Linked DNA regions of Mus musculus: region 1 is linked to region 2. Evidence: chromatin contacts called from ENCODE Hi-C or POLR2A ChIA-PET data. All regions are on one chromosome and are shown on one strand. Each heading gives the region's core, a stretch centred on a gene start or an enhancer-like site at or near the end of the contact. The rest is flanking DNA. Distances are from core to core; before and after follow the strand shown.

Region 1 (5,820 bases), core at 2,116-4,615, 450 kb after region 2:
AGATCATTATTAGCTAAGAAGCCATGTGAAGTTTTCTCAAGTCCTTTCCTTGCACACCATTGAATTAGTTCCAGAGTGTCCCATTCCCACCCCACCTCCACGGTCTAGTGTTTTTGCAGCTGAAACCACTTTGAGGGCAAAGTCAACAGATTGTTCTTGTGGCACTAACCTATTTCTCTTCTAAGCCACCACTGCTCCTCCCATTCCTCAAGGGAGGCTGGCAAAAGGAGCCACCTTTTTGCATGGGTAATAATGCCTCAGTGACTTTCCTGGGCGGGCTTCGATGGAGAGGCCGGAGTGATTCATTTGGAACATAAAGAACTTCCCTTGCTTAGTTAGAAGGAAATCTTGATGAGATTTTCTGTTCCGAATTGATTTAGTCAAGAGCAGATTGTGCTTGCCCCGTATACTCATGCAATGCACACATCCATGAAAGAAATGGGGAAAGAAAGAAAGGAATGGAGAAGAAAACCACTGCAACAACTAGTTGCCAGGCAAGCCAGAGGCCACAGGACAAGCTACCAACATTCCACAGGTAAAACTAAAGCGGTTTAAGCTCTCCAATTATTCACGTAGAGACACACCTGACTCCTTCAAACCTGCTCAGGTGCCGTGATGTGAATGACCACGCTATACTTCAGATATGAGCCAGGCCTAAGGCTGCACGGAGACACTGGCTTTCCTCTGGTTTTCCTTAACTGTCCTGATTCAAGCTTTCAACACAGAGCTTTCCAAAATGAATTCAGCCCAACGTCAAATCCTCCTACAAATACCTACAGTCTTTTATCCCTGCCAATGGCGCTATCATTTTCTTCATACATCAAACTAAGAATAGCTTGTACATTGTTGGTAAGACATAAATAAGTTAATGCATTAAGATCAATATGTTTACTATTTTTCCTAGCATCTCCCCCCACCCCCCGCCCAGTTCTCCATAAACTTAAACACAAGCGGTACACATTACTGCCCGGGCTGCCCAGTGACTTCATTCTGTATCTTGGTTTCTTTACCCACATCTAAGGTCTTCTGGGATACAGCTCTGCAGCTGGCTTGCTACTACCTAATGGAACAGCCTCATTATTTTTAGGCAAAAGATAGAGAAGAGTCTGTGGACCAGTTAACCTCGTCTGTAATGTACTTCAAAGAGAAGGCTGACCCCAAGCTTTAATCAACATAGACTTAAGTCCACAGAAGAACTAGCCTTCCCTTCCAAATGTTTCCCGCTCTGCCAGTATTCCTGAGGACCTTATCAACAGGAAACAAAAGCATTCTACTACCATAATGAAGTATCTGGCTTTTATTCACTAATTAGAAAAGCCCAAAGATTGTAGCCCAGGGAACAGCTAAATATTTAGGACATTAAAGAAGTTACCAAGGACCAGCTGCCCACAGCTCACCACCCACCCCTATTAACTTGTTGTTTACTCAATTCCCAGACATTTTAGGAAAACAAAAACAAAAACAAAATCCAATGGCCAAACCTGAAACCATAGTGGCACCTGTACCTACAGAAGCTTTATTTTCTAGAAACGGGCTGTGATGGTTTTAAATATGCCATTATACTGACAGAAATGCTGCCTGCCCTCAGCTCCTCATCCAGGAACAGGTCCCAAAGCAAGAGAAGCCCGCTGGGTTCCTTGACATTCAGGTGGCTCCAGTGAAACCCTGGAAGCGACTGTAGTATTCTTTAAGCTCTTCCTTCCCGTTTTTAAGTTCTCATTCTTTCAATTTGTCACTTTCATTTCTTGCAGCCCAGCCCATTCTGGGTACAGGCATGCCCACAACCGAACAGAACAAAGTGACAGTTTGTGAAAGGGAGGGGTATCTCACTCTTGCTTAGGGATCTTGGCAGATGAAAAGTTCTGCATCTTTGGGAATTAAACTAATGAGGGCTCCTCTCAGGCTGGTAAGGGACCACCCACTTTACAGTCCCTTTAACTGCACGTTGTGGTCGCTTACCGACATCTTCCCCACCCCACCCCCCTCACCCCGCCATGCTTCACTTCTGAGCGACCTTCAAAAGTGGCTGTCACTAGACCTTTACTCACCCAAGACCATGACCAATTTTGACCACGGTGTCTTTCTTTTCCCTACTTTACCTCTATGGCAGCTACAAGAGGACTTAGAAAATGCTTAGGACAAAAACCCATTTTTGACTACAGCACTCGGCTCGCACACTCACCTGACCCAGGTCAGGCACTCTGTAGCCAATGGACGCCCAGCCAAGGATGCAAATCCTGGTCCCTTGTAATCAGCTCCTAAATATTTAACAAAGAAAGAAGACTGAGTAGGGGATCTCGCGAGGGTCTATCAGAAATTCTCAAATCCAAGTTTTGACTTTTATAGCCTCCGCTTTTCCTGCAGATCCCACTCCCCTCCAAATTTAGCAGCTAAGTCGGAGGGATCTCTTTCCCCCAAATAAAAGCAAACCCAGCATGCTTATTTCCCGTCAGTAGCTGGCCAGAAAGATCAGACACGCAGAAACTTCGAACACGCCGGATGGGGATTGAAGGTGGATGGAAGTAAGGGACGTGTTGAGATCCCAAAGCACTTGTTTCCCCGCGTGGAGGCCAAGTATGTGAAACCCGCGTCCTCATTGGGCACGAGCTCCGTCCACACTTCTTTCCTCATCGCCCCCCCCCCCCTTCCTCCGGTTTTCTTCCTTTTTTTTTTTTTTAACCCACGGGGACCCCCACGCATGCATTATCCTACCAGCTGAGCAGCGCAACAGGGCTAGCTACATTTTTAGAAAGATTATTTCCTTGAGCGAACTCATATGACCCCCTCAAATACCCCCCCCCAGGGGGAAAAAAAACTATTTCCTGCAGACACTCCAACCGTTTCCAACTTGGGGGAATGCCATTTCAATACGGGGAAGGAGGTTGAAACCGGTCACTAGAGTCGAGGACGTTTGGGGTTACTTAAGCCTGAAAAAAAATATATACCTCCCCCCAAAACTGTTCACAGGGAAAGAAGCCCCAAAATACACGCCAAGTGCATGCAAAGCCACCAAAGCCACCAAGAACTCCCGGTGATCAGGGCAAAAACTTCTGCGCACGGGAGCTAGTGCCAACTCCCCGCGCCCTCTGCCCGGCCCCAGCAGCTACCTTGGTGACCGGGGAGCCACGCCGGTTTGGGGGATCAGGACCAGGAGAGGGGTTAGCAGCCGCTGGGCAATCCCATGTCCGCGAAGAGGGAGCTCGTTCCGTTAGGATGGGAGCGGAACACCCACACCTCCTCTCGGCGTGCGCTTTCTCTCTCTCCACCCTCTGCCTCCACCTCCTCCACCACCACCACCTCCTCCTCTCCTCCCACCCCGGCAGGCTTGAGGAAACGCTTCAGCAGAACATCCACATGGTTACTGCACTTTAAAGCAGCGCCCGACCGCTTATATAGGCCGGGAAGCTCCCTGGGCAATGTAGTCCGAGTCCCAGGTCGTGCCGGCGCCTGGGGCTGCGCAGAGGGACTACAAGTCCCAGAATCCCCTGGGCTCCGGGGCTGGGTTCTAAATAGACTCCCGCGCGCTGACCAGGGGTGGGAGGGGGAAGAGGCGCCCAGGCTGAAGGCTCGGGTTGCGAACTTGTGTCTGAACACCGGACTCCCCAGGTTTGGCAAGCCCGACCCACTGGGTATGTCCCCTACCTCTGTGAACCCTTCTCTTTTGACTTGTATCTTCCCTTCCTAAAGTCAGGTGTCACTAGGGTCCGGAGAGAGAGGAAGAGCTCGGATTACTGCTTCGGGAAGTTTTTACAAGCTATTTACCCACCCCCGCGCGCCCTGTGTCCTGGAGCCAAGAATTTCAGAAATCCGAGGCACAAAAACGCCAGTGTTTGCGGTCAAGGATTAAAGAAACAAGTTTGTCTTTATTAAATCTGGTCTAGTTTTTTATTGGATCCTGCTAGTGTCTGCATGAAAAACTAAGTCTGGAAATGGGGTGGTCCCTGCTATTGAGGATGCGGGGTAATCGTGTGAGAGCCCTTTTCTGAATTCGAGCTGGGTCTGTCTTTCGTCGCCCGGTAGGAGGTAAAAGAAACGCTACCCTGACGAGTGAGCAAATAAAGGAACCATGTTGTGACTTGCTGATGTTGTGATCGCGAAGCAGGAAAGAAATACAAACCGCGACCTCGGTCCTGACCCCGCTTCTAAGACCCCTATGCTCCTGGAATCTGTAAACGCTAAAGTAAATAAACCGCAAACCAAAAAAATAAGGGCTTCAGAGAAAACTGCTTATACTAAGATGAGTGCGTCCAGGCGAGGCGTGCTGCAAGTCTTCAACCCAAGCCTCTGGGCTGAAATGGATTTCCACACACCAGAAAATAGTGTAGGCTCCAGGCTGCAAAGTGCATAGAACTTTGGTCTTGGGAAGAAGAGTTTGCATCACAGGCAAAGTTATCCTACTGTCTCCTTCCCCATCCCACCCTACAAACTAGACTGCACGTATTCATTCCACAAACGTTCCCCGGGTGTCATCTGGGTGCCAGGCCAGGCACTGTGCCAGGATATGAGAGCGCGCCAAAATATATCATAACATCCTAAATGGGGGTCTGTCTGCTACCGCTAAAGACCTGTTAACAGTAATCCTTGTAATGAAAACAAATGGTTCTACAGAGCTCAGCCTACCTGCTTTCTGTACAGCATGCTATTGAGTGTCACTGATTCTGGGTTTGTAACCTCTTTGTATACAGCAGGTATAAGGCCAAAGAACAGGACAAGCCAGGTTAACTTTGGTCTCCTTTGCAACTCCAACCTGTACCTATACTAAGCACTTGCCCATTGGGACCTCCATCACCACCTCCTTAAAGGAGCCCCTCCTATTTTAGGAGCAGCCTCTAAGCCCTTAGGCAAATCACCTTGAACTCTTTACCCCAGGTTTGCCATCTAGAGAGGGATTCAATACTCATTAATGTTTGCCTGTTCTCTTTTCCTATTACGTGATTCAACAGCCTTGCCTCCTCTCGTGAAACTTTAAGAACAATAGAGGGCAAAATAGGTAACAATTATTGCATATTTAGTGCTCAACCTAACCATTAGGGGCATCACACGGGTGCGTCCTGTGGCCCAGGCATTGTTTCTAAGTAATTTAAGTAGATCATTTCAGCGATAGCACATGGAAAGCTAAAGGCATGCAGGTTAAGTTATATCCAAAAGGCACCGTTGGCAATCTAGGAGGCAAGTGGGGATGCTTCAAGCTGCCTGTCTGTCCTCGGGAAAAACCCCAACTTGTCACCACAGAGGAATCCACACCTTTCATATCTGTTGTTTTTTCCTTTCCCCGATAAAAACAACCTGATCCACTTTCCAAGTCCCTTTGACCCTAACTTTCAAGCAATTTCAACAAATCAGCCCACAAAACGGGTGGGGGTTGCTTCATGATATTCTAATGTGGATTTGCAAAAGAATCCTTGGCCATAGTTGAGAGGCACCGGCAGCTCATTTTCATCCTCCCCACACTGTAGACACAAGCCCTTTGTGTAGTTTATCCATGGTCTTCCCTCCCCAGCCGGAAGTTTCAGTGAGAGACCATGTCTTCCTTACATTTGTGTACTCCAGTCCCCTTGACTCAAAAAGGCTTACCCTTCTGTTTGCACATTTTTGCAGATTTGGAAAAAAAAAAAAAGTTTCCTGCAACCTTGTAATGGAAGGTGCATTGAGCATACAGAAGGCAACAGAAGCATGTCTTTCTGAGCATTTGGGCCGTTTAGCTGCTCAGATCAGTTTGCTTTGTCAGTGTGTGCACATAGTGCTGTTCAACGTTTGGCAAGTTCTGGAAGCTGCCAGATCACAGGAAAATACTTTTGCTAATTCTACTATGGCTCAAAG
Region 2 (5,943 bases), core at 1,045-3,544:
AACTCAGGATAAATGAATGATGAAAGCAGTGGTTTCGTTGGATTGTGCAATTTGCCAAGATACCTGGTGGCTATTCAGGGAACCACAATGGAAGGCAGGCAAGAGGAAAAAAAAAAAAAAGAAAAAAGAAAACCTGCTGTCATCCTGCCAAGACTGCACCCCACATCCAAAGAGAAGGAAGCAAAGAAACAGGAAAACACTGGGGGCAGACCCGTGTTCTGTTCGCCCATGAATGAGGGCTCATCAGACCAACTGTAAAAACACCCACAATGCAAATTATAGGTGCCTTGGCATTTTAAAGGGGGATGGGGAAGTCTCCCATAACCTAGACACTCTCAAAATGTCACCGAAACATTTCATCACTGGGCTAACATGGACTCATTTCAGGTGGCGCACAGCAGCATTCCGTATGGCAAAATATGACCTTTTAGGAAAGAATCAGAAGAGCATCTCCCCCCCCCCCACCCCTGCCCAGTGACTGTGAAAAATGAATGGTAACAGAAGAGTCAGAAGCCAGAGCGAGCTCCCAGGGGCTAGATTGGCACTGAGCTCTCAGGAGACACTAATCAGGCCGGGGACTCACCAGCTTGTAAACCGCTCTGCAGGGCAATGATTTTCTGCTGCTGCTGATCAATTAGATTTGTCAATGCTTTCACGTGCTTCAACGTAAGCTCCAGAACCACTGCTTTTTCCAAGTGACCCAAAGTCTGAAGAAGAAGAAAAAAACGGAGAGTCTGTCACCCGTGAGGTCAGTGGAGTCCCTTCTGACACTATCTGTTAGGAGAATTGGGTGTCAACAACAACAAAGATAGGAAGAGTCTTTCCTGCTCCACTAAATTTAAAGTTTGCAGATGTTTTAACATATACACATAGATGATCAAAAGCTTAAAAAAAAAAAAAAGCCAGACACGTGTTGTCTATCTTTGGAGGCATTTTGGTAGTTGTTACAGTCTAGGGAGTGAGCTGACAGATATATTTCTCCAGCAGCTGCCCTGACCTTAACTTAGGGGACTCCGGGGATAACATTTATCTGCTGTGGTGTCAACCCAGGGAGGGATGTCTACTGTGTCTGGCAACCAAGTGGCTTTCCCAATGTGTTGCGTTTCTTTCTTTCTTTCTTTCCCCCCTGACACTTGTTCAGAACTTCCAGTCATGCTGGCTTTTTGTCTTCCTTTCCAAATACTTTTCCCGAAGGAAAAGCTAAAAAGCTTTTGGCTACCAGTAAAGATTATGACGAAAAAAAAAAAAGGCACACATTAAATAAAGTAGGTCCTATTGTAAATGAAAAGCGGACAAGGCTTAAGTTTTTAATTTCGTGGTTTGCTTCTTTAAGTCAGGGAGACTACAAGGTGGTGAGAGAGAGAAAAAAAAACTACCAAAAGGAAGCTGTGTTAGTGTTGAAGCCAACTTAAAGAGGCCCCAGATGGTTCTGGTTCTGCCTCTGCTTAGGAAGTTCTGGGTCTGGGGATGGGTTCCCTCCAAACCAGAAGCTTTGATCCGCCCGTCTAGCATGCAGTTCCCCGTGACGCCTGCAGGCGGCGAGAGACACCCCCACCCCACCATCCGCCCTCTGGGCAGAAGAACTGGGTTGGAGCGCAGCCAGCTTCTCACTTACAGTAAGTTTGAGATGTTCGGGTAGGAGATCCTTCAGCTGGGCAATGCACTCGTTAATCCGGTCACGTCTCTTTTTCTCAATCAGCCGGTGCGGCAGTTTGTAAGTTTCCTGCATGGAATACATGGAAGCAATGGGTGCCCGGGGAAGGGAACGAAGCTTCCTCCCTTCCTTCCCAACCGGTAGCAGGGGGGAAAAATTCTGCGAGGGCGCAGAGACGCACCCAGATTCACCTTCTCTGCCCCTTCTTTCCCAAGTCACTCATTTGTGGCAATGAGCTCATCTCATCTTGAACCCCCCAGCCAACCTTGAAACAAGCAAACTTTTCTTGGAAACTCAGCGCACACGAGGGGCTAAGGAATGAGGTTCCCAGGGATGCACCTACCTTGCTGTCTTCGCTCCGTTTTATTCCCCGCCTGGACTTGTACACTTGGTACATGTGGGCAAAATCCATCCTGCAGGGAGAGAGGTCAGAAAAAGCCGTGACTCCCGAGTGCGTACTAGCTGCAGGAGCCCTAGACGTGAAAGAAGCCCCCTATACTCTCAGAGATGCCCCAAGTTGAGAGTGTCGCGGAACACAAGGTTAGGAGTGGAGACTTGAAGGGATCACAGCACACACTTACCCTGACAGGTCTCCGTGCTCCAGCCCTGGAGCTTTGGGCAGGCAGGTAGGAGGTGGTTGCGCGCTGGGGATCCGTTCCATGATGCGGCGAGCAGGGGCCACTGTGCGCTCCTGTCTGCACTTAGTAGAGTCTGAGAAAGGGCTGCCCTGGAAGGGAGGATCCGAGGGTCTCAAGAGGTATGTTCCTATGAGCTAGCCTGAGCTTCCTTGCAATGCGCTGGGATGCCAGGAGCAGCGGCTTTGAGGTGTCGCTTCAGTTGGGGGCGTGCATGGCCGGGTGTCCCCACGGCTTCTGGCTCCCGCTCTGCACACAGACTGGCGGTGTGTGCTCGCTGCGCTGTCTGCGCCGTGCGAGCCAAGTGAATGAGAAGTGGGGCGGGCGGAGAGGCGGGAGGGAAGGGGGGGTTGCTCAGGGCGGAGCGGGCGGGGCGGGGGGGGGGGAGTTGCTGGAGGGGACGAGCCGAGGAGTAAGGAGAGGCTGCGGGCTGGGTTAAATGGGAGCGAGTGGGTGGGTAGAAGCTACGTGTTCTACCCTGTGACTCCAAGCACGTCTGGCCGCTGCCGGGGAGGGAAGGAGCGACCTGCCCGCCCTCCCCCGGCTTCATCACATGAGCCTCACGTGTTGGACAACGCTCTGGCGGCTGCGAAGTGCCCCCCCCCCCTCCAAACCTCGGGCCCCCAGGTGTCTGCGGCTGCGGCCTCCTTTCCCCGAAAGAGGGGGTGGCAGCGCAGCCAGAGTCCTGCCCAGCTGGGTGGGGGGCACGGAAGCTGGAAGGAACCGGGGAGCTGGAGGGGGGGGGGGAAGAGTTGGTAACGTGGGCGAACCTGCCCCAGGGAAATGAAGTAAGTTCCCGTCTCCTGGGAGGGAACGGGGGAGGACGGATTCCGCCCGCGTCTGACTCAAGCCGGGAGAGGAATATCCCCTTGGTCGCTCCAGCCCAGCCTTCTTCCTCCTCCCCCGCCTGGCCCGCTCCTAGGAACCGGTGCGCAGCTGAGGGAGTCGTCGGCCCCCCTTAGCCTTCTCCAGAGGCTGGGGTTTCTTTCCGTCCTGGCTTCCCAGCCCCCCCCCCCCCCCCCCCCCCAGCGCTCAGCCTCAGTGTCCAGGAATTGCCCGCCTTGGGGAGGGACCGAGGGCGGGGCGGATGTCACCCCATGGGAAGCGGGCTGGTGGCCAGGAGCTAGGGCAGCCGAGGCCGCCGCCGAGCACGCCGCGCGCACCTGACCGTGGACCGTGTGAGCCGTGCCGACCCCCTCCCCCCACCCCCACCCCGGACTCTCCCGGGAGCTCAGGTCCCAGGCGCAGCCTGCGGGTGGCCTGGCACCCGACTGGCGCGCACCCATCTCCTCCCGCCTTTCAGGGTGCCTCACTGCCCCCACCCACCCTGGCTAGTCAAGCACAGAAAGATACCGGGCACAGTGCCCGGCGTTCCCTCCCTCCTCTGCCCCCTCCGATGCAGAGGCGTCCGGGTCGCCTCCCCTCCGGCTGCAGCGTTACACAACCGCGGCGACGGCGCCTGCCCTGCAGCAGCGCGGGGCGTGACGCTTCACGTGGCCCGGACGCGGGCCGGAGCTCGGCTCACTTGCAAGCCTCTCCGCGCTGGCTTCCAAGCCTAGACCCCCGCGCACCGGGCTGCAAGGGATCTGCATGGGATCCCGCTGCTAACCAGGAACTTGGGTGGCGCTGTTTGCAGTCTATTCCAGGACAGGAGAGAGAGAGGAGAAAGCAGGACCCCCCCCCCCGCCCGGGTCCCTCCTCCCGCCCCATCCTCTTGGTTGATCACAGTGAAATCTCCACATTTATGCAGCACAAGTTCACTGAGCCCTTTACCCAGTCGAGCTCGCGGCTGGAGACAGTGGAGGTGGCAAACACGGATTTTGACCTTGAATTTACAAGGACCTTTGGGAAGGAGCCAACGAGGCCAACCAGAAGACCGCCTTCAGCAGAAAGTCTAACAGGGCCACTGGCAGGGAATATAAGATGAGAAAGTTTTCATTTAATACTAACCAAGAGGTTTAGGTAGTAGGGGTTAACCCACAGGCCGGTGCGCGGGGCACAAAGGGGCAGCACCAGGGGCCCCAGCTCTCTTCAATCTCGCGGAGGCCGCCCGGCCCCACCCCCACCGACCTGCATTGGAAAAATCTGGTCTCTTTGACCTTCTAACAGCCCGGAGCTGGGAAAGCATCTGAAACGCAGAACCTGCGGCGCTGTGAGCGGCGCTGACACACAGCAAGGGGCCAGTGGAAATTCATGACTAAAATAAGGCCTGGCTGGGGATTTCACTGACCTCTGCGCTCCCCTGCCCTGCAAGTTCGGAGAGTTGAGAGATGACTGTTAACCTTCCCTACCGTGCTTAGGGTCAGTCAACCCGCTGCGGAGTGACCTGGCTGGGAAATTGGGGGAAAATGAGGTCACTGCTAGAACTGGGCGCAGTTTGGTGGGTCAGTCGTCATTGTCAGTGTTCTGACGACCTGGAGGACTGGGATTCGCATGTTGATCAAACTGGGAGTGCATTTCCTTCAGGTCGCTCAAGCTTCTACTTCCTGTTTATGTTTCACAAGCGTCAAACCCATTAGTAAGTGTGAGAAATGATTGCTTTTCTAACTGTTCACTGGCTGACCTCACTTTGGGGCTTAGAGATCCATCCCTCCTCCCCAGACAGACATAGTTTGGCTGACAGGTTATAATCAATCTCCCTGGAGGGAATGAATGCTCCCACCTTCCTGCCAGGAGGTGAGCAGCAGGACCAGAGGTTTGGATGTGTCCTGGCACTCTTGAGGTAGGGTGGGAGTGAGGAAGGGCTGCCACCTTCCTGTGACTCTAAGGGGGAAGCGTTGTCATGGTTGCGCCAAAACTACAGTTCCACTAGGAAATACCCTCTGTCAGAGAAAGGAGGATATGTCCTCTCTTGTGTCCCCGGCCCCTTCCCCCCAGGAGTTAATCTCTGCAATTTTGCCTGCATGGTTCATGGTTCAGGAAAATAACATCCTTAAAATCATTTAATCAGTAACTTTCCATCGTTACTTGCTCTGTAGCTGTAAATAACAAAATATGTAAATTGTTCAATTAAAAAAAAATTTTTTTAAGTTATTTACAAGCTCCCTACATCAGGTAGGCGTTGATCTCGAAATCCTCCTGCCTCAGCTTCCTGAGTTCTGAACATTGTAGACATAAACTAATTCCTACTTTTTATTTGTTCCAAATATACTCCCAGGCTTTAACATTATCCCTATCTGGCTGTATCTGGATTTCTTCTTTTTTTTTAAATTTGTAAAAAGAAGGGAGGGGGAAAGGAAGAAAGGAAGACAGGCAGGCAGGCAAGCAAACAAAATAACTTGTGTGTTATTTAGGGGCTATTGTAGCTCAGTTGATAGAGTTGCCTGCCTGCCTGCCTGCCTGCCTGCCTGCCTGCCTGCCTGCCTGCCTGCCTGCTCTCTTGTTTGCTTGCCATGCATTAAAGCCTGAGTTCTGTCCCCAACAGAGCATAAAACTGGGAGTGGCGTCACCATTTGCCTTTAATGTCAGCAATGTGGAGGTAAAATCGGGGGGAATCATAAAAAATATTTTTATATGTTACATATATATACATATATAGATATCATTTAATTAAAAGTTAATAGAAAGTTAGCTTGGGCTAATGACACCCTGTTGTAAAAAAGAAATCCCAATTTGGGATTTCTACCTTGCCTTATTCCATTTAGTTCCCAGATA

The links. Hi-C counts contacts between places; a loop is a spot of excess contacts on that map. ChIA-PET counts read pairs that join two places held with the same protein, here RNA polymerase II (POLR2A).
Region 1: a map of heart shows a loop between it and region 2 (4-fold over the local background). The contact joins the promoter of Itpr1 here to the promoter of 0610040F04Rik in region 2. A Hi-C loop is called at or near these places in 1 of 37 maps with a recorded cell type or tissue (heart). POLR2A ChIA-PET finds 5 or more read pairs at or near these places in 4 of 5 experiments (Patski and embryonic stem cell).

The regions. Positions count from the first base shown.
Region 1 is chr6:108,210,641-108,216,460 of GRCm38, reverse strand. It overlaps Itpr1 (inositol 1,4,5-trisphosphate receptor 1), which reads right to left and starts at 3,365. Exons shown (of 62, transcript NM_010585.5): 1 at 3,108-3,365; 2 at 2,183-2,258. It overlaps Gm38872 (predicted gene, 38872), which reads left to right and starts at 3,543. Exons shown (of 3, transcript NR_167935.1): 1 at 3,543-3,606; 2 at 3,688-3,855; 3 at 4,021-4,205.
Region 2 is chr6:108,657,285-108,663,227 of GRCm38, reverse strand. 0610040F04Rik (RIKEN cDNA 0610040F04 gene) reads left to right here and starts at 2,294. Exons shown (of 7, transcript NR_104577.1): 1 at 2,294-2,411. Bhlhe40 (basic helix-loop-helix family, member e40) reads right to left here and starts at 2,599. Exons shown (of 5, transcript NM_011498.4): 1 at 2,236-2,599; 2 at 1,998-2,067; 3 at 1,616-1,723; 4 at 584-707. The coding sequence starts at 2,315.